Linked DNA regions of Homo sapiens: region 2 is linked to region 1. A link is a loop called in an ENCODE intact Hi-C map of the cell type or tissue named here. Cell type or tissue: K562. All regions are shown on one strand. Each heading gives the region's core, and the rest is flanking DNA. Links, peaks and the distances in the headings are about the cores only. Region 1 holds the start of MTRF1L (mitochondrial translation release factor 1 like). Region 2 holds the start of LINC02840 (long intergenic non-protein coding RNA 2840).

Region 1 (10,901 bases), core at 1,628-9,627:
GGTGAAATCATTGATGCTTTATGAAAAGTTTATGGGGATGATGCCCTGAAGAAATCAGCAGTTTACAAATGGATAACTCATTTTAAGTAGAGACAAGATGATGTTGAAGAAGAAGTCCACAGTGGCAGACCATCTGCATCAATTTGTGAGGAAAAAAATTATCTTATTCATGCCCTAATTGAAGAAGACTGATGATTAACAGAAGAAACAATAGTCAAACCACAGACATCTCAACTGGTTCAGCTTATAAAATTCTGACAAAAAAATTAAAGGTGAGCAAACTTTCCACTGGATGGGTGCCAGAACCTTTGCATGCAGATCAGCTGGAGGCAAGAGCAGAGCTTTCAATAGAAATTTTAAACAAATTGGATCAAGATCCTAAAGCATTTCTTTGAATTATAACCAGAAGTGAAACATGGCTTTACCAGTATGATCCTGGAGACAAAGTACAATCAAAACAATGGCCACCAAGAGGTGGAAGGGGTCGAGTCAAAGCAAAAGCAGACTGGCTAGGGGCAAAAGTCATGGCAATAGTCTTTTTGGGGATTCTCAAGGCACCTTGCTTATTGACATTCTAGGGGCCAAAGAACAGTATCTGCTTACTATGAGGGTTTTGAGAAAGCCAGAGTTTTAGCAAAATACCAGGGACAGCTTCACCAGAGTCCTCTCCTACACCAGTGCTCCTGCTCATTCCTCTCATCAAACAGGCAATTTTGAGAGCTTCAATGGGAAATCCATAGGCACTCATGTTACAGTCCTTATTTGGCTCCTCCTTTTTTTTGTTTCCTGATCTTAAAAACTTTGTAAAGGGTACCCATTGTTCTTTAGTTAATAATATAAAAAAGACTACATTGACATGGTTAAATTCCCAGGACCCTCAGTTCTTTAGGGATGCATTAAATGCTGGTATATCACCTTTTTGCTTACCAAAGTGTCTTGAACTTGATAGCTGGTGGCACTTATGTCAATAAATTAAAGTTTATATATATATTTTTTTATCTTTTAATTCCAGTTTTCCACAAACTTTTGAAGTCCTTTCATATAACCTCTTCTGCCCCATGTCTACCTCCAGTCTTCTTAAAAAAAAAAAAAAAAAAAAAGGGAAGATATGCCACTATTTCGCTGCCTTTCCAGAAAATACTATCACTGTGACATTTATCTTTCTGTGAGAGCGCTACAGTACTTTTAGTATGATGAAAACAGGACCATGTGAAGTTTGTTCTTTAAAAACCAGTTTATTGATAGTCATAATCATTTCAAAATGTATGCATATATCAAAACATCACATCATATACCTTAAATATATGCAATTTTGGGGGTCAATTTATACCTCAATAAATCTAGAAAATAAATTTAAAAAACCCAGTTTATTCTAAACAGTAACAAGCTAGTCACTTGTTTTTATAAACCTTTAATAAACTTTAATGCCTAAGAATAGCACAAATGCTTTATTCTTTGCAGAAATACCATACCTGATGCTTCAGCTGAGTTATTTCTTTTTGACACAAAGTGATTTCATTCTCTGCAAGTTTCCTTAAATCTTCATTCTCATCTAGGAAAAAAAGGGCAGAAGTTAAGGTTTTCCTTAATTAGTGTTAAATTGCTAGCAGACTTCTAGGAAATAGTTTTATGGTTATTATAGCTGAAGGGAAAAATAAAATGTATATCTTGTCCTTTCAATAAATACCATTCAATAAATGCCTTTCAATAAATGTCCTTTCAATCAATTTCACCATTTTATACATTAGTTTTCATAAGCATGTAAGTATAAAATTTTTTTTCTGATAAAGTACAAGTACAAATTTCTATAAAAATATAAAGAAGCTAAACTCTTCCATAATTTCATCTCCATGAAATATTCACCTTAATAAATATGCTTTTAGACTTCCAACTTAGACTGTATAATAACGAATGCATTTAGCTAATAAGACAGAAGGGATACAGAAGGTTACACCAGTAAAACTAAAATTCAATTAAAAAGTAGAAATTTATTCTCTTATAAGCAAATGTTTCATTAGTATTTTAGTATCCACCCAAAAACATTTATTAGATTCTGCCTAATGTATACAGAATGTTTATACGAAGTACTCCTCTGTCTCTCTCTCTGGCTTTACCTTTATTGTTGTTTCATCTTTGAATTTTCATTTTTACCTTATAAAACATACTTTCTCATTCCTCTACCCTATAGATGATATGCAGCATATATAAAGGAGGAGGAAAGGGAAAATTTCTGGCTATTAACAAATTGTTCTCTCTATTGAAAGTTCAAACCCTTACAAAGCATCAGTTTGTATGCTTATCTATTAAGAAACAACCATGCTGGGAAGTGGGATAATACATATATAAGACCTGCCCTCAAGAGAGCATTATAGATAATTTTAGTTTCCTTATATTTTTCTAGAAGAGAAAAACAAAAAATAACCTAAACCCTTATGTGACATGGTTTGGCTGTGTCCCCACCCAAATCTCATTTTGATTTGTAGCTCCCACAATTCCCACCTGTTGTGGGAGGGACCCAGTGAGAGGTAACTGAATCATGGGGGCAGATATTTCCTGTGCTGTTCTCATGATAGTGAATAAGTCTTACAAGATCTGATGGTTTTATAAAGAAGAGTTCCCCTGCACAAGTTATCTCTCTTGTCTGCTGCCATGTAAGACGTGCCTTTTGCCTTCCACCATGATTGGGAGGCCTCCCCAGCCACGTGGAACTGTTAGTCTATTAAACCTCTTTTTCTTAAAAATTACCCTGTCTTGGGTATGTCTTTATCAGCAGTGTGAAAACAGACTAATACACTATGTGATTAAATATTAAAACAGTTGTGCCTTGAAGGAATCTGTTGGTTTTGGAATGGGCAGAAAAAGGAAAAAAAGATTAACTCAAGGAGAGAGAATAACAACAGCAAAACTGAGATAAGCAAGTACAGGAAGCACTGCTGAAAATTATTTTGGCAAGCATATGGTATGGAAGAAATTTGGTAGAATGGAAAATGTGTTAGGAAAAGCAAAAATGAATTCTAGCCCTAGCTTAATCGCTAAGGTACTGTTAGGGCAATAGGCTCAACTTCTTTCAGTTATGACAAGAATGAAATGAAAGTTCTGAGCTGGATAATCTCTAAGGTGCCTTTCAGTTCTGCAAAGCTAAGGAGATTGGAACTAGAGTCTAGAAGTAATTTAATTTTAATACTATATTTTATTTAACCCAATATGCTCCAAATATTATTTCAACATGTAATTAACATAAACATATTACTTTTTATACCAGGTGTTTGAAATCTATATGTATTTTACACTTACACACCTCAATTCAGACTAGCCACAAATTGCTCAACAGCTGTGTGGCTACTGGCTACTATATTGGACAGTGCAGCTCTAAAGGGTTTAGAATTAGGAGTTACTCACAGGCAATGGTAATATACTACTTCTTTAATTTCTCTTGAATATTATAAATCAACATATGTTTACTGGACACCTACCATGTGCCTGCCTTCCCCTTTGCCTATAAAGATGTTTATGGTTTCCCATTCTAAATGGGTCCTTTTCTTTTCAACCCTTTAAGTAGCTGCTTATTGTCACCCCTCTTTTCCCACCCAGATTTCTGGAGATAAAATGCCATTTTTATAACTTTTCTCCTGTTAACTCTAATTTACCTCTCAAGCTGTTACACTGGATTCTATAATCATATCAAGACCATTTTTATTCAAGTTACCAATGACAAAATTGCCAAATCTAAAGACTTATTTCAGTGTGAGCTGAAAAGGTTGTTTTACCTTTCTATGTCAGGTACTACGGATTTTTTTTTTTTTTTTTTTTTTTTGAGGCAGGGTCTTGCGCTGTCACCCAGGCTGGAATGCAGTGGCACCATCTTGGCTCACTGCAACCTCCACCTCCCGGGTTCAAGCGATTCTCCCACCTCAGCCTCTCAAGTAGCTGGGACCACAGGCACGCACCACCATGCCCAGCTAATTTTGCATTGTTTGTAGAGACAGGGTTTTGCCATGTTACCCAGGCTGGTCTCGAACTCCTGGGCTCAAGTGATCGGCCCACCTGAGCCTCTCAAAGTGCTGGAATTAGAGGCGTGAGCCACCACGCCTGGCCAAGGATCTCTTACTTCTTGAAATTTTCTATTGGCTTCTACAGCTTCATTTATTTATCTACTTCAGGGTCACAAAGCTCTGGCTGTTTTTTTCTTGACCTTTTATAGCCTTCTTCTCTGCCTGCTCCTCAAATACTGTGTATTTCTGGCCTTGTTAGACTTGTTTCTATCTTAACACATTTTCCCTGAGTGTTCTCATCTACTTCTAAGGTTTAATTTACCACGTACTGTATATCTCGAGAGCTCTCATATGATTATTTGGGCTCAATTTTTCTCCTATGTCAGTAATTTTTTCTCCTAGACTAGTACAGATATCTTTATTGGAATTCCTTTTCACAGGTATTTTTAACTTAATATGGCATTCAATGCAAAACTCATCTTTTTAAAAAATTCGGTCCAACTTTTATACTTTCATCTTAATTAACAGTACCACTCGTGCTGAAGCCAGAAACCTAAGACTTTTCTTAGAACTAACTCTCTCCCTCATCCTTCTCAGGGCATAAGCCACTAAATCCTAACTTGTTTCTCAAAATGTTTTGTGAGTCAGAACTATGCCTATCACCATTTCTTCTTTGGATTGTTTCAACTGCCTCCTCCCTGGCCTGTCAGCCACCAGCGTTTCTGGAGAATACTCCAATTTATCCTCAGCGCATGCCACCATTAACTTTTCTTTACAAAGACGTGAATTCTCTGCTTAAAAACATTTGCTAACTTTCCATGGTCTATAAAAAATAAATCCAAATTCTTTGTCTTGCAAGGTTCTTAACTATTTTTCTGGCTTCATGTTTCTATGACATCATCTCCCACCTATTCTATACTTAGGCCATACTGAATTTCCCAATTTAGTACCTTTACCCACGTATAGGTCTGAGATTCTGAGTCCTAAGTCTGCTATTAACAAGCACTGCCCTGATACTACTGCAAATGGGTCTCCACACCACACTTTGAGAAACACCGCTGTGGAGCCCATCACAGGGACAGTGCCTTATTTATCCTTGCTGAGCTAATGAGCTCTTGCCCGAGTCCACAACTAATAAGCATGTAAAAGGCGGCAGAGCGCCGTGGCAAAGGAGCACAAGAGAGCCCACAGGAGAGGATGGGATCACAGCACGTAATGATGTCCTGACCTCTGATCCAAAATAAAAACGGCTGCAAGTGAGTAAAGAGTTTCAAACTCGGGTAGTGTGGGCAGTGGAAAAGTCAAACGAAGAGTCAAGAATGTGCTCTGACGCCTCTCCCCCGGGCCCGACCCTTACCGTGCAGCAAGTGCTCAGTCTCCCGCAGCTCCCGCTCCTTCTCGTTCAGCAGTTTGATCACCGCCAGCAACTCGGGCCTCCTGACCTTCAAATGGGCTTCAGACCCCGCCTGGCGCTCGAGGAAGGTCCGCAAGGGCCCGCCCCGGGTGAACAGCTCCTCCAGCGGCGGGCTACCGGAGCTCAGGGGCCGGCGGGCTGGGCCAACGGCCCGGCGGGGCCAGAGCCACCGGGCAGCGCCCCACAGAACCCGGGACCGCATCCTTAGTCCGAGATCGCGGACCCTGACCGGAACCGGAAGTTCCGGACACAGCAGCCCTCGCGACAACACCCAGAATTTGGAGATAAGGGTGAGAGCGCACCAAGCCCCGCCCAGCGCAAGCGTTGCTTTTTAAAGGATTTTCCGGAAGCCTTGGCGGGAACTTCCTGCCAAGCGTGAGAACGCTGCGAACTTCCCGGAGGCCAAAAGTTGAGGGGGCTGAGCGGAGCGTGATTGGGGAGGGGCGGGCCTGGGAGACCTTGGGCGCCTCCTCTGAAAGCCTCTTGGTAGGTATCCGGTTGATGGGTGACGTGTTTGGCCGGAAAGGGAGAGCAGCAGATTGCCCCTCTGTTTTCTGATAGTGAGGATTTCTTTCCCATGCACTGAGTCGGGGCCTCCAGAGCCGCAGTGCAGGGCAGTCGAGGGTCCGCTGCAGGGCGGAGGTCACAGCCGCGCAAGTCGTCAGTCTCCGGTGCAGGGCTGCCGCTGAGTCTTCAAGAGCGAGTTTTATTATGGACAGGCGTGTGTTTATTCCTCCTCCTTTTTTCCTGCTTATGTTTCTCTTGTCCACGGTGGGTGAGGTTCGTGGTAATAAGGACTTGATAAGTGTATTATGAGATAACCACTGAATGAATTTGCACAATAGACGTGCGTGCCCTTCATCTGCCGCGTCATTTACTTGCTTTCAAAGGACTTTATTATTCACCTGCCCATTCATTTTCACTTAGTCCCACTTATCGTCAGCTTTTTAAAGAGGTGGAGTGATTCCGTGTTACAGCAACCTACAGCCCAACAAAGCCTTCAGATATCTGCCTCCAGGAGTCCAACCCTCATCCCTTTCCAAAGAACTGGTAGCGGATAGGTGCCAGCAATACCGACATTTATTGGCACAATGCTTTGCACTTTTCAAAAGACCTGTTCACAGCTCAACGGAGAAATAAATATGAGGGAATAAACACAACCAAGACAGTCCTGGGAATGCAAGGGCTAAACGCTCAATCTGAGAACTGCCACTACCTAACTGGTTTGGGCAGCGTCTACTAAGTGGTATTTCACTGTTGAGAGAGGTGATATATTAGAAGTACGAAACTTCTAATTTATTCATAAAAAATAAAATGGTAAAAAATGGGAACCCTTATCAAGGTTAAAATATCCTTAGGTCATCTAATCGAAACTGTTAAGTATAAACATTCTTAGAAAATAACGTTTGCATTGCCTCTCTCTTTTCATCTCTTAGCACGATAACAAATGCAGAGTGAGTGGAAGAATGAAATGACTCTTCAAACATCAGGAAGCAAAAATAGTTTTTTGCTACTTAAAGGCTCCACCTAATTATCTCAGTTCTTTTCACTTTGTGTATTCAAGCTACACAACTTTATACAATCGTTCTGCTGTTGAAACCCATTTTATTTTAATCCTGATCTGAGGATAGAACAGGACTGATCAGGATGTTTTTATCTCTATTAGAACAATTGTTTCCCAAGTCTGAACTTAACTTTGAATTTATCTTAACCATGGAAATGGTGAGAATCACTTGAACTCAACATGGTATATCTCTCAGTTGAGTTCTCAGAACATAAGTCATTTCAACAATATATTTTATTATTTATAAAAGGTGAAACATTTTAATAATTAAAACCTTATAGAACAATGTAAAGAATCTAGCCAGAATTTTATTTTCCCCCAAGTGCATAAGCAATTTAAGTAACACATAGAAGTGTACCTTTTATTCCTATAGTGTTATATACCAATGAGGAAACAGTAACTTTCTAAGGATACATTGTTGAATTCTTTATTAATTCAAAACATTTTAAGAAAGTCAGTGTAATGCATATGCATTTTACAATAACATCCATAGGTTTCCACAATCTAGTAAAATGAAAACAGCTGTATTTTGATTTACTTTGAAAACTCAAACCTATAGTTCGAGACTTCTGAATATTTTTACATTACTGTCATGCTCAAATTCTGTTACATGGTGAAAATTCTAGCATTTTCCAGAAGTATATTATTGTACATAGGTAAAATGATAAAATTGATTCTAGGAAGGGGGAAAAAAAAACCCAGAAAAACTTAAATTGGAGGAAACATAATCTGGATTATCTATTCAATTTGTGAATACCCACCGTTATTCTGGCATTGCAAAATAACCAAGTGTGGTGCCTCTTAAGTTGCATTCATGCATTCAAAACTTCTTTATTGTCCACTGATAAATATTGGTGGAGTACAATATATGGATATAGATTAAGTGTGATGAACATGGTAGTAAAAAATTATACACATTCGATATGTAATTTTACAAAACCAAACACATTGAATTCTTTTTAATATTTAGCAAACATTTAAAAATCATATACAAGAAAGGTGTTTATGACAAATCGGTTAAAGCTAGCGGGAAATAGGTCTTTTACATTATTTCAATATTCAGTGTTCATTGATTAGTGGAGGGCAATATAAAAATGCAATAAGCAAAATGGTTAGTTTAAATTTAAATTACCTCTTATGACAATTAGTAAGATAAGATCTTTAATATCCAAAGTATGTGGAGGATTATTGTAAATTGCGCAGACAGTTCAAGGGAAAAATTCACTTTCACCTCTATTAGGTGAATATTCAGGCTAAGACTTCTGGAGTTTTATTTTTCCACTTCACTGTATTTTCTTTATAGCATTTATTAGTAATCACTTAGTGGAACCTAATATTAGTGTTTAGAATTTGTTTAGCTCAGTGTAAATGTCCAGAAAATTTACCTTCAATATAATCTCTTTAAAAACGCATTACTTTACAGTGGAGAAATATAATAGATGCTACCTCAGCTAAGTGATCAAGGTTAACATCAACAGCTAAGAGTAGCCTAAAGTTTGAGAAACTGTCACAGCTAAGACGAGTCCCGGTGATGGCATATACCTTTGATACCATGTGATGAGCATGGCACTTTACCGTTGTGTTCTTTCAAAAACCAAAAACCTGTGTCTAGTCACGAGAAAAACATCAGACGAATCCCCATAGAAGGACATTCTACAAAATACCAGTTTATTTCTCAAAACTGTCATCAAAAACAAGGAAAGTTGCAGAAACTGTCACAGCCAAGGGAAGCCTAAGGAAACATGACAACTAAATGTAATGTGGTATCCTGAATGGGATCCTGGGACAGAAAAAGGACATTAGGTTATAAACTAAGGAAATCTGAATGAAGTATGAATGTAATGATCAATATTGGCTCATTAATGCCCATAGATGTATATGGGACCTCTCTATTTGGAGTTTTTCTGTAAATCTAAAACTACTCTAAAATAAAAGGTTTAATGGACACATTACTATTTTAAATTTTATACATTTTATTTTTTTCTTAGAGTCAGGGTCTCACTTTGTTGCATAGACATGTCTGGAACTCCTGGGCTCAAGTGATCCTCACGCCTTAGTCTCCCAAAGTGCTGGGATTGTATGCGTGAGCCACCGTGCCTGGCCCATTACCACCTTTTATTAAGTTTTTATTTTCATTGTAAAATTGTTAAAGAAAATCATACCACCTTAATATTAAAAAGAGTGTTTTCTAATTGTCAATCTCTTATAACTTAGTCTTAGCCCTATAACTCATTTATATATTTAGCAAGTAATTTGATATTATTTCTGTCCTTGGGAATGTTGTTTTATTTCCTTTGGAAATAAAACTTTCAAATGATTGATCTTATTTAAACTTTAATTTTAACCTATAATTGTATATCCATTTATCATCTATCTATCATCTATCTATCAATCATCTATCTATCTATGTCATTGAAAGAAACATTTCTATAGATTTGAGGTGATGGTGAACTGAAAGTACTGATTTGGGATCACATTATTGAGAAAAGCAGTAACACTGATATAGTGTTCCATCTTAAAACATGATTGTATGTTTTGATGAGTAGCTAAATCAGATGTTTAACGTATGTTTTGGAAAAAAATAGGGGAAAGTGCATTAAAGTGACATTTAATACAAGTATACAATAACAATTATTGACGTGATGCACTTTGATAAAATAATAATGTATGCCACACTTTATTCTTTCCACGTTTGTTTTATTTAATGCTCATAGTTATCCTGATAATTACGTATTTTATTTGTCATTTGCAGATGAGGAAATGAACTCAGAGAAGATAAATGATTTGCCCAAAGTCACATGAGACAGAAATATAACTTGAAATCAAATTTGTAATTTTAAGTTCCTGATGTTTTTACACTATGCTCCCTAAGTGAATCTGTGGACATACATTTCCATTAGTAACCTTACTCATCTTATAGCTTTTGTCATAGGAAGAAAATCAGTTCCCAAACTGGGACCTTCTATCACCTAGGGCAACATTTTGCCTTTTGTAGTGTTTTCAGTAGAGTCAAAGTCTTGAACAGCCTCTTGAATTCATCTGAAAAGATGTTACTTGGGGCTGGAGAGGACTACACCTGTAAGAGTAATAATTTCAAAAATACCTATAAATAAATCAAATCTGGGTATTCAGAAATAATACTTGTCATTGTGCACCATCTTGTGTTGCAAGGATATTTTAAGCACTGCAGGGAAAATCTGAAGCAAGTTTTGGGTTATCAGTTTTATTGATAAATATTTGCAGTTGTAGCAAGTGAAGAATTAAAAATTTTTGCAGATTGGATATTGTTTTTGCAGGAGAACAAACCCATTGGTCAGAAATTTGAAGATGGAAAACACAAAAATACATGTTTGAAAAATATACTTAGAAAATTATGGTTGTAAACTGTCAATGTAAACAGATAGGCGAAAATATTTTTTGGAAATATCTTTACCATCTTTCAAAATAATTAGGCAATGTGTCAAGATCAAAGTATTCAAAATACATGTTTGATAGGCTTCTATCTATAGGCATTTTCTGTCTAAGACTTAAAAATATTATTATTATAATTATTATTATTATTTTGAGATGGAGTCACTCTGTTGCCAAGGCTGGAGTGCAGTGGCATGATATCAGCTCACTGCGACCTCTGCCTCCTGGGTTCAAGCGATTCTCCTGCCTCAGCCTCTCAAGTAGCCGGGATTAAAGGCACCCACCACCATGCCCGGCTAATTTTGTATTTTTACTAGAGTCGGGGTTTCACCATGTTGGCCAGTCTGGTCTCAAACTCCTGAGCTCAAGTGATCCGCCCTCTTTGGCTTCCCAAAGTGCTGGGATTACAGGCTTGAGCCACTGTGCCTGGCCAAGAAATTTTAGGTGGTTTTCAAATACGTTTTATTTTTGACTTTTTTGATTGTATTTTAAATTCCTTCTCTTTTACATTTCAACACCA
Region 2 (10,901 bases), core at 1,110-9,109, 130 kb before region 1:
TGTATTTTGATAACTAGTTAGCAAATGAAAAGTGCACTGGAAAGAATGCATTAAATTACTTAGGTGAAGGAATGACATACATAAAAATTGTCAAAGGGATGACGGAGGAAAATAAACCAGTTTCATTAAACCAACACCTAACACATGCAGTGAAAAACCCCTTGTTCTGATGGCAATGAACGTTGTATTTCTATCTTAATACTTTGCATTACGACTGTCCAATGCATTGTATAGTTTTCAAGGACCCAATCATACTCTTAAAGTACTTCCTTAATAAGAGGTAAATTATATAATAGTAGAACACAGCTGTGTTTGCTACAAAAATTCAATAAAACAATTTAATAATCTTCATAAAGTATTTATCTACTTGAGTGAATTAACTAAGTACTCAATAGAAATTGCTTTAGTTCTCCACAGCCATTTACTCATGTGGTATATCCTCTGTGCACATTTCTCAAGTGCTCCTCTGAGGTGTGGACAGCATTCCACACACATTGGACAAAGACTGCTGAACCAGCCGAAATCTACAGATGAAGACTCCATAAAAGTAACAAGCAAGGAAAAATAAACTACATGACATGCCTTGATTCCATGTCTCTTTTCGTCATGTTATATATTTTTCTTGTGAAATAAGGTTTGGAAGAATCTGAGGGCCAAAACTGAAACCAAAAAGTACATGGCAAAAAATAACATATAAATAACTCTTAAAATATGAGGGAAAACATAAAAATATAAAAACCAGATGAAGAAAATAGGCAAAGGGCACAAATAACTCCCCTGCCTCCTCACTCCCCAGTTCTCTCTCTCTCTCTCGCACTCTCTCTCTCTCTCACAAAGACATATAAAGAAATGATACTCAAACTTATGAAAAGGTGTTCAACCTCACTTAAACACATGAAAAGATGTTCAACACAAGAGAAACAAAAATAAACAGACATCATGTATGGCATCTATCACATTCTCAAATATCATTACACACTGTCAACAAGACTATGGCAAACGGGTTCTATGGTACATTACTGGTTCTGTCATACATAATTGCATACACACATGCAAAATGGTGAAATCTACATGGAGCAGAATTTAGCAATAACTCACAAAACAACATATCCATTTACCTTTTGCTGCAGCAATCTCATTTTTCTAGAAATTAATGCTAAACGTATATCTCCAACAATACAAAAACATACGAATTAGGGTTTTCACTGTGGCACTATGTCTAAACTGCAAAATACTAGAAACAACCTCATTGCTCATAAATAGGAGAAGAGTTGAATAAACTACATTACATCCACACAATGAAATACTCTACCACTGGAAAGAATAGATAGGTCTGTAATTTTTGATATGGCATGATTTTTAACATACTTATTAAATGATAAAAGCAAAAAAAAGTATGCAACTTTTATTTTAAAAAGAGAAGAGGAGAGATATATATGTATTTACTTCTTTGTACAGAAAAAAACCTGGGAAGGTAGGAAGGAAGTGTAAATCTAAAATTAATGTCATGCACTACCACAAAAGGGTAGGGGAAATGAGAAAATAAATCAAGAGGAGAATAAGATTTATCTGAGCATATCTTTTTATATAAACTTTACTTTTGAACATGTTACTACTTTCACAGTCCCAAAAATAAAACAACGTTCACAAGAATTGGAGAAAAAAACTAAAATAGCACACCAGTCAGAAAAAAATGAGCCTATATAGCTATATCAAATTAATAAAGTAATCATATAGAAAAATATTAAATCAAGTAACTTGATTATACCCTAAGTGGGATATATCCTGATTATTCCCTAAGTGGGATATATTCTAAAAACAGAAAGGGCATATAGTCTAAAGACAGAAAGGACTGCCAAGAAATCATGAACTTTACTTGGTTAGTTTGCTGTTGATGTGATATCAGCGGAGCAATTCTGAAAATATTTTTTGTATTATAGATAAGAGTCAATGGTATGTACGTTGATATTGTCGAACAAGATATGGAAATGGAAAGGAAGAATTCTATATATTGAATGAAAATTCTAGATATCAGTCTGAACTACTCACTCTCAATAGATGGATAATTGACAGGTAGATTTATATGAAAGATTTATAAATAGATTTATATATAGTCTAGAAGCAGTGACACCTGCAGTAGCAATAAGCACATCGGTCAGAAGAAGAAGAGTACAATGAGAGAACAGAACATTTTGTTTTGCCACAAAGTAAGAAAGTGCCCCAAAACAAGATCCAAGGGTTACCATTAGCAAAATGTGGCTGAACTTCAGTAAAAAATAATGATCAAAACAATATATTATAAGGCATAAAATTTTAAAATAAATAGAGTTCTGGGCCGGGCGCAGTGGCCCACGCCTGTAATTCCAGCACTTTGGGAGGCCGAAGCTGGTGGATCACTTGAGGTCAGGAGTTCAACACCAACCTGACCAACATGACAAAACCCTGTCTCTACTAAAAATACAAAATTAGCTGGGTGTGTTGGTACATGCCTATAATCCCAGCTACTTGAGAGGCTGAGATAGGAGAATCGCTTGAACCCGGGAGGCAGAGGTTGCAGTGAGCAGAGATCGTGCCATCGCACTCCAGCCTGGGCAACAAGGGCAAAACTTCGTCTCAAATATATAAATAAACAAATAAATAAAGTTCTGAATGATTGATATTCAAAAAAGGCAGGGAAAGGAAGGAAAGCACACTCTTCTTGACAAAAGAATGACAGCTAATACGTCCAGAAGAAATTCTGGAATTAGAAAATTACTGTTTTGGAATTCCCAGTGGAATCATTGATTCAGGCAACAATCATCAATGTATGCTAAAACCATTGGGTCAAATTTTCTTGTAAAACAGGATATTCATATCATTTAAAGGTCTTACCCCAAAAACGATGAACTAATTACACAGTGTAGAAAGTTGTTTTTATGGAAGAATACCAAGTGATCAAATGTAACAGTAATAGGACAAGCTGATATTATTTGCTTCCTAATGTAACCCACTGGTAAGAACACCATTTCACCTATGACTATTCTTCCCAAAAAATGTTTCAAAGAGAATCTGGTAATGAGGAAACAATCAAAGAAATCCTAATCATAGACATATGTAATTGTGGGACAATGCACAAAACCACTGCACAAAATCAGTGTCACAAAGGGCGTATGTGGAAGAGCCATTCTAGAACAAAGAGTCTAAAGAGACATAACAACAAAACCCAGTATTTGATTGGCTTCTAAATCCAAAATTTAAAAAATAAACTAAAAAGGATATTTTGTGGGAAATTGGAATAGGAGCTTTCACAAAATTATTGAATTGATACACCTGTGATTGCAAAATAATCAATATACTGTCTTAATTATGAGGGAGAGAAAATAAAAGTAATTTAATATAAAATAACATATAAGTCAATATTTTGTTATGAACGTACAAATATATTTGAATTTGAATACATGATAAGACAGTCAGATGTTTGTCCCTGAATACAGACTTATCATGGGTGAAACAGCTGTACATGGAGTCTACTATCAGTGTGCTGTGTTAACACAAGCGCCATGAATGACACGCATGTTACTGCCTTTAGTTTTCGCAGTAGGGAACAATGACTGGGAAAATTCCAAACAAAACACAACACAAACTTCTTTCATTTTACATTGTAGTTGCATTGCTAATAAAAATCAGTAAAACATAAAATCTTGCAAAATATACTCTGCAATTATATATTTAAAATACCTCCGTTCTAGGCTCTGAAAATTATAAAGTTTTCTAAGTACATGAATGTCTGGTGGTGTATTTTTAAAAATTGTACAAAATCAAGACTATTATTTGCTGGGCAAGACAGTCCTCATTGCAGGATGTTGAGCATACCTGGGCCCTTCCCACTATATACTAAAGGTGCCCTAAGGTAGGTGGGAGCCAACTCTGAGGTGGAGATCAATATGCAGGACTTTATTAAAAAGTGTTCTTGGTTTCAACACAGTGGAAGGGAAGGAAGTAAGATTGGGCAGAGAGGGAAATTAGTCTCCATGAAGTCCTCAGATTATCCCATGGGACATTCTGAAGTGAGGAGCCTTCCAGCATGGACAGAGTATTGGGCCAGGATACGCCCAGATCAGTTATTGGATGTGGGCTGCTCTGGGAATAGGGTGGGTTCTTGGACAAGGTGCCTGTTGTGAGCAGAGAGAATCCTGAAGAGAGCTGACAGCTGAGAGCTATCAGACGGCAGCACAGCCAGCAGCTGGAGTGACAATCCTCCACGCCTGAAGGGGGAGCTGGGTACAGATAACAAAGTCCACTATACATTCCTAAGAAGTATGACAATAAAAGTAAAAGCCAATGTTTTAATCTATATAAAATGTAACTGTATTTTCCACCGAAAGTGTAGGACACTCTTAAGATTTTTTTAAATTTTTGTAAAGATGATTTTTTAGTTTCCTTCCCCATCACCCCTTGTACACACACAAACCCACATGCACAATACACACACACCTCTTAGATTTGGAATTGGAACGACATTAAATTCATAAATTAATTGACAAGAAAATTGTCTTCTCATTCGGGAAAATGGCAGAGGTTTTCACTTAATTATAACTAAATAAAATAGACATTAATAGTTTAAAAAACCCTGATAACTGCTAATAAAGGAGAAGTCCCTTAATTTACTGTAAGTTATCTGCAAAAGAATTCAGTTTTTGCAGATTCACCTACTGGCTGAAATTTGTCACCCAAAATCAGTTCTGCACTGTTGCAGACATTGACAGGCACCTGTAGAGCAGTGCAAAATTTGACTCACCAATCCTCACGTTCTCAGCTGAAGGTGAACAGACCTTGCTTTGCCTTTTTGTTTCAGTGCTCATACTGTAAAAAAGTGTCCTTTCCACCGGGCGCGGTGGCTCACGCCTGTAATCCCAGCACTTTGGGAGGCAGAGGCGGGCGGATCACGAGGTCAGGAGATCGAAACCATCCTGGCTAACACGGTGAAACCCCGTCTGTACTGTGAATACAAAAAATTAGCCGGGCGTGGTGGCGGGTGCCTATAGTCCCAGCTACTCGGGAGGCTGAGGCAGGAAAATGGCGCGAACCCGGGAGGCGGAGCTTGCAGTTAGCCGAGATCGCGCCACTGCACTCCAGCCTGGGCGACAGAGCGAGACTCCGTCTCAGAAAAAAAAAATAAAATAAAATAAGTGTCCTTTCCTTGGTTTGTTTAGTGCCACATTGTTGTATTTTTATTGGCGATTATACTGTTTAAAACAGCCCCCAAGCATACTGCTGAAGTGCTATCTACTGTTACAAAGCCAGAAAGCTGTGATATGCCTTATGTAGAAAAATATGTGCCACATAAACTTTATTTAGGCATCAGTTACGGTGTCGAATGCCATGAGTTCAATGCTAATGAATCAATAATATATATTAAACAAGATTACGTGGATATATTGATTTAAAAAGTTGTGATCAGAGGTGCACAGCAACTTAACCTTGTATTTCTCCTTGGAGCAATGATTCAGCATTCACTAATCCAATGTTTGTCACTACCTTATAGGATATAACTTACAACATCTTATGGAATAGAACTACTATGAATAATGATAATGAAATGTATAAGGGTTAGAAAGGAAAGAATGAAACAGTCCTTATTTGCAAATGATATTAGTATTAACATAGAAAATCCAAAATAATCCATAAGGATTATAATTAATAAGTACATTTAATAAGTAAATTAATAAGTAATATTTCTATTTACAAATTTATTATATAAAAATCAATTATGGGGGGAGGGATAAAAGACTATAATTTGGGTTCAGTGTATACTGCTCAGGTGATAGGTACACCAAAATCTCACAAATCACCACTAAAGAATTTACTCATGTAACCAAACACCACCTGTTCCCCCCAAAACCTATGGAAATAAAAAAATAAAAATAAATACAAATTAAAAAATAATTTTAAAAGTCAATTTCATTTCTATGTAACACAAAATAGAAACGTAAAATTTAAAAACACATCACTTATAATAGCGTCAAACAATTACCAATAGTTGGAATAAATCTAACAAAAGTCATGTAAGATCACTACAAAAATAACTATAAGACGTTGATAAAGAAATTTAAAACCTCAGAATCAAAGAGTGTACTATGTACGTGAATTGGAAAACTCAATCATGTTACCATATTGATTCTCTGCAAATTTATCTATAGCTTCAGTAAATTGTCAATCAAAATCCTAGCAAGATTTTTTATAGAATATGTCAAGATGATCTTAAAATATATATGAAAATGCAAAAGTCCAGGAAAAAACCAAAATTGTCTTATGGAAAAAGAATAAAGTTAGAAGAGTTGTGTTATGATAAATCAATAGTTGACTGGTAATATTAACTGGCAATACTAAAATAGTATAAGATTGGTGCAAAGCTACCAAAATAGACTATGAAACAAAACAGAGAGTCTAAAAACAGACCTGCACATATGTGAACACTTGATTTTTGTGAGAAGTGGCACTGCAAAGCAATAGGGAAATGGTATTTTTTTTCAATAGATGGTGCTATTTAAATGTACATTAAAATAGAAAAAAATAGAAACTTGACTCCTAACATTGTACTTTTTATAAAAATCAATTCCACATTTGCTATAGAGCTAAATATAAAAGGGTATATAATAAAGCTTCTGGAAGATATTATAGAAGAATATCTCTATGACCTTATGGTTAGCAAAAACTCCATAATGAAAACACAATAATGCAAAAGTCATAAAATAAAGTAGAGAAATTAAGCTTCATTAAAATTTAATAATTCTGTTTACCAAATGATAAAATTAAGGAAGTGAAAAATTGATCCATAGGTTGGGTATATATATCTGCAATTCATATATTAGCAAAAGGTTGATTTGTAGCTGTAATATATAAGAACTCTTGTAAATCAATAAGAAACAAAATTTAACAGTAAAAGAGAACAGTCAAATGGTCAAAAAACGAAAACAAAATAAAGCAAACAATGAAAATGTGCTTATTTCTCATTTGTCAGCAGGAAAATGCAAATAAAATCACAGTAAATGCCATTACATCTTCACTAGAGTGGCTAAAATTAAAACAACTGATGATAATTGCAGAATAGATGAAATTCTCACAGACTGCTGGTGGGAGTGCAAATTGGTACAATCACCTGTAAGAAGTGTTTATCAGCATCTACCAAATCTGAATATATGCAGGAATACTTACCCTATAACCCAGCAAATCCACAGCCCACTCCTAAATAACCAGTAGAAATGTATACACATATTCCAAAATGTATATAAAAGAACAAATGTCCATAAGCAGTAGAATGGTTAAATTGTGGTATACATGGTAATTGAAAACTATACAGCATGAAAATGGAAAAAAAAAAAAAAAAAGCCCTGGTATTTGAAAAAAAAAAGCATAATAATCTTACAAACATATTATTCAAAATAACAAGATACAAAAACAACACAAGCTGCATGATTCCATTTATTAAAGCCAAACACAAGCGGAAGTAATCTGTGATGTTAGAGGTCAATGTTACAGGTCAGGAGAGTGGTCACCTCTGAGGAGAAAGAAGGGCATGCAATTGGCATAAGGCAGAGGAGCTTCTGAAATGCTGCCTGTATTCATTCCTGATCTAAGTGTTGGTTACTTGAGTTTATTTTCTTTGTAATATGCCATCAATCTATTATAATTTGTACATGTTTCTGATTGTGTTTTGTTTCCATTTTAAAAATTTAAACTAATAATTATTGTTCCATACAAACCATCCTCATCAGTGCCCAGGTCCACACACTTTCTCTTTTTCTGCATACATCCAATTCCAAACATGATACATGTAGTCCCATACAAATATTCTATGCTCAATTGAAAATAAATAATACACTATTGTCTTTTCAAGGAGACACCAACAGTCATGTCCAGTTTCTGGGTTCTGTGCTGAGTTTAAGAGCTCTAGGGGCGTGAATTCTTCTTGGTTAGTTCCAATTGTGGTTCCTCATGGCCCAAGAAGTAGTCAATGGTCCCAATTAATGAGAAATCTTATCATCCCAACACACTCAAAGTACCACCTTCAAAGATAACAATATCCTCATCATAATAAGAGCTTCCCTTGAAAAATAGAGAAGAGGAAGAGCCGCAGAGTGCTGATTGGTCTGTGATACTCATCCCCGTGGGAAGGAAGGGTAATGATTCCTTGCTCTACAGTAAAATGAGGCCCCCAGAGGCAATCTGGTTGGTTACAGTTGTTCTTGCTCTGAAGACTTTCTTGACACACCTGAAGGGACCCTGGGGGTGGGGGAGTGGGGAGTCAGGGGCAGAGGGATGGGGGATGATTCTCTTCTGGGGCTGCATGGCTTTAGGACCTTTCTTCCTTTTGGCATACTTGGAAGAGCTGATGATTGCTTTTGATTATAAGCACTCAAGACTCTCTTTTTAGATTTTGGCATTTCCTAGCAATAAGTCCCTTAAAAATTCAATTTGATGATGAACTTTAATTCATTCCACAAATATTTACTGAGTGCATATGATTGTCTAGGCTTTATTCTAGATACTTGGGATATATCAGGGAACAAAACAAATGTAAATACTAAACCCAAGGAGATTGTGTTCTGGAGGGAGCAGGCTGAGATTCAACAAACAACACAATAATAAGTAAATTATATGCTGTAGAAGGTAATTAGTGCCGGTAATAAAGAAGAAGTAAAGCATGACCTACCATAGAAAGGAAGGTTGGAATTGGAGGACAGCAAGATGGTGGAAGGGGAAATGGTAAAAGTTTAGTATTAATATTGTCAGTAGAGGCCACTTTGCAAAGGTGAAATTTAAGCAAAGACTTGAGTTAGAGAGGGAGTCAGCCAAGCAGTTATCTGAGGCAAGAGAATCCAAAGGAGTGGAAAACATAACAAACATACCCTAAGGGGAAGCATGATTGACCTGTCTAAGGATTGTAAAGGGTCATGGTGGCTGGAGGAAATGAGGGCAGGTTGAACAAGAAGTATGAGGAAGTAGCAAATGCAAAAGAACTGAAACCATAACAAACAGTCTCTTGGGCCACAGCTCAAACAAATTAGAATTCAAGATTAAGAAATGCACTCAAAACCACACAACCACATGGACATTGAACAATCTACTTCTGAATGACTCCTGGGTAAATAATGAAATTAAGGCAGAAATCCAGTTCTTTGAAACCAATGAGAACAAAGAGACAATATACCAGAATCTCTGGGATACAGCTAAAGCAGTGTTAAGAGGGAAATTGATAGCACTAAATGCCCACATCAAAAAGCTAGAAAGATCTCAAAGTGATACCCTAACATCACAACTAAAAGAACTAGAGAGCCATGAGCAAACAAACCCCAAAGATAGCAGAGGCCAAGAAATAATCAAAAGCAGAGATGAACTGAAGGAGATAAGGACATGAAAACCCGTTCAAAAAATCAGTGAATCCAGGAGCTGGTTTTTTTGAAAAAATAAAATAAAATAGACCATTAGCTAGACTAATAAAGAAGAAAAGAGAGAAAAATCAAGTAGACACAACAAAAAATAATAAAGGGAATATCACCACTGACCCCAAGAAAATACAAACAACCATCAGAGAACACTATAAACATCTCTATGTAAATAAACTAAAAAATCAAGAAGAAATGGATAAATTCCTGGACACATACACCCTCCCAGGACTGAACCAGGAAGAAGTTGAATCTCTGAATAGGCCAATAATAAGGTCTGAAATTGAAGCAGTAATGTATAACCTTCCAACCAAAAAAAACAAAAAAAGCCCAGGATCAGATGGATTTACAGCTGAATTCTACCAGAGGTACAAAGAGGAGCTGGTACCATTTCTTTTGAAACTATTCCAAACAATTGAAAAGGAGGGACTCATTCCTAATTCACTTTATGAGGCCAGCATCATCCTGATATCAAAACCTGGCAGAGATACAGCAAAAAAAGAAAAATTCAGGCCAATATACCTGATGAACATTGATGCAAAAATCATCAATAAAATACTGGCAAACTGAATCCAACAACAGCATATCAAAAAGTTTATCCACCACAATTAAGTCAGCTTTATCCCCAGGATGCAAGGCTGGCTCAACATGTGCAAATCAATTAATGTAATTCATCACATAAAGAGAACTAAAGACAAAAACCACATGATTATTGCATTAGATACAGAAAAGGCCTTCAATAAAATTAAACATCCTTTCATGTTAAAAACTGTCAATAAACTAGGTATTGATGGAACATGCCTCAAAATAATAAGAGCCATTTATGGCAAACCCACAGCCAGTATACTGAATGGGCAAAAGCTGGACGCATTCTCCTTGAAAACTGGCACAAGACAAAGATGAACTCTCTCACCACTCCTATTTAACATAGTAATAGAAGTTCTGGTCAGGGCAATCAAACAGGAGAAAGAAATAAAGCATATTCACATAGGAAGAGAGGAAGTCAAACTGTCTCTGTTTGTCAATGACACAATCCTACATCTAGAAAACCTCATCATCTCAGCCCAAAAGCTTCTTAAGGTGATAAGCAACTTCAGCAGTCTCAGGATACAAAATTAATGTGCCAAAATCACAAGCATTCCTATACACCAACAATAGAGAAGCAAAGAGCCAAATCATAAATTAACTCCCATTCACAATTGCTACAAAGAGAATAAAATACCTAGGAATACAGCTAACGAGGGAAGTGAAGGACCTCTTCAAGGAGAGCTACAAACCTCTGCTCAAGGAAATCAGAGAGGACACAAATGAATGGGAAAATATTCCATGCCCATGGACAGGAAGAATCAATATTGTGAAAATGGCCATACTGCCCAAGGTAATTTATAGATTCAATGCTATTCCCATTAAACTACCATTGATATTCTCCACAGAATTAGAAAAAAAACTTTAAATTTCACATGGAACCAAAAAAGA

What was found. Peaks named below come from ENCODE experiments on the same cell type or tissue, not always from the same donor. Only the 100,000 strongest peaks of a DNase experiment are listed, where the experiment ranks them.
Region 2: a loop joins it to region 1, with 4 times the contacts of the local background. A loop is called at or near these places in 2 of 110 quality-filtered maps.

Annotation. Positions count from the first base shown.
Region 1 is chr6:152,997,078-153,007,978 of GRCh38, forward strand. MTRF1L (mitochondrial translation release factor 1 like) reads right to left here and starts at 5,632. Exons shown (of 7, transcript NM_019041.7): 1 at 5,350-5,632; 2 at 1,473-1,552. The coding sequence starts at 5,608. It overlaps RGS17 (regulator of G protein signaling 17), which reads right to left. Exons shown (of 5, transcript NM_012419.5): 5 at 7,382-10,901. RefSeq lists silencers at 5,380-5,439, 5,450-5,559 and enhancers at 5,789-6,789, 5,880-5,989. In K562, for the core only: a CTCF peak has its summit at 5,863; a DNase peak (open chromatin) is centred at 5,744; H3K4me3 peaks cover 3,736 bases.
Region 2 is chr6:152,870,930-152,881,830 of GRCh38, forward strand. It overlaps LINC02840 (long intergenic non-protein coding RNA 2840), which reads right to left and starts at 5,068. Exons shown (of 5, transcript NR_183508.1): 1 at 4,778-5,068. In K562, for the core only: a CTCF peak has its summit at 4,258 (motif pointing right); DNase peaks (open chromatin) are centred at 3,492, 4,232 and 5,482; H3K4me3 peaks cover 2,296 bases.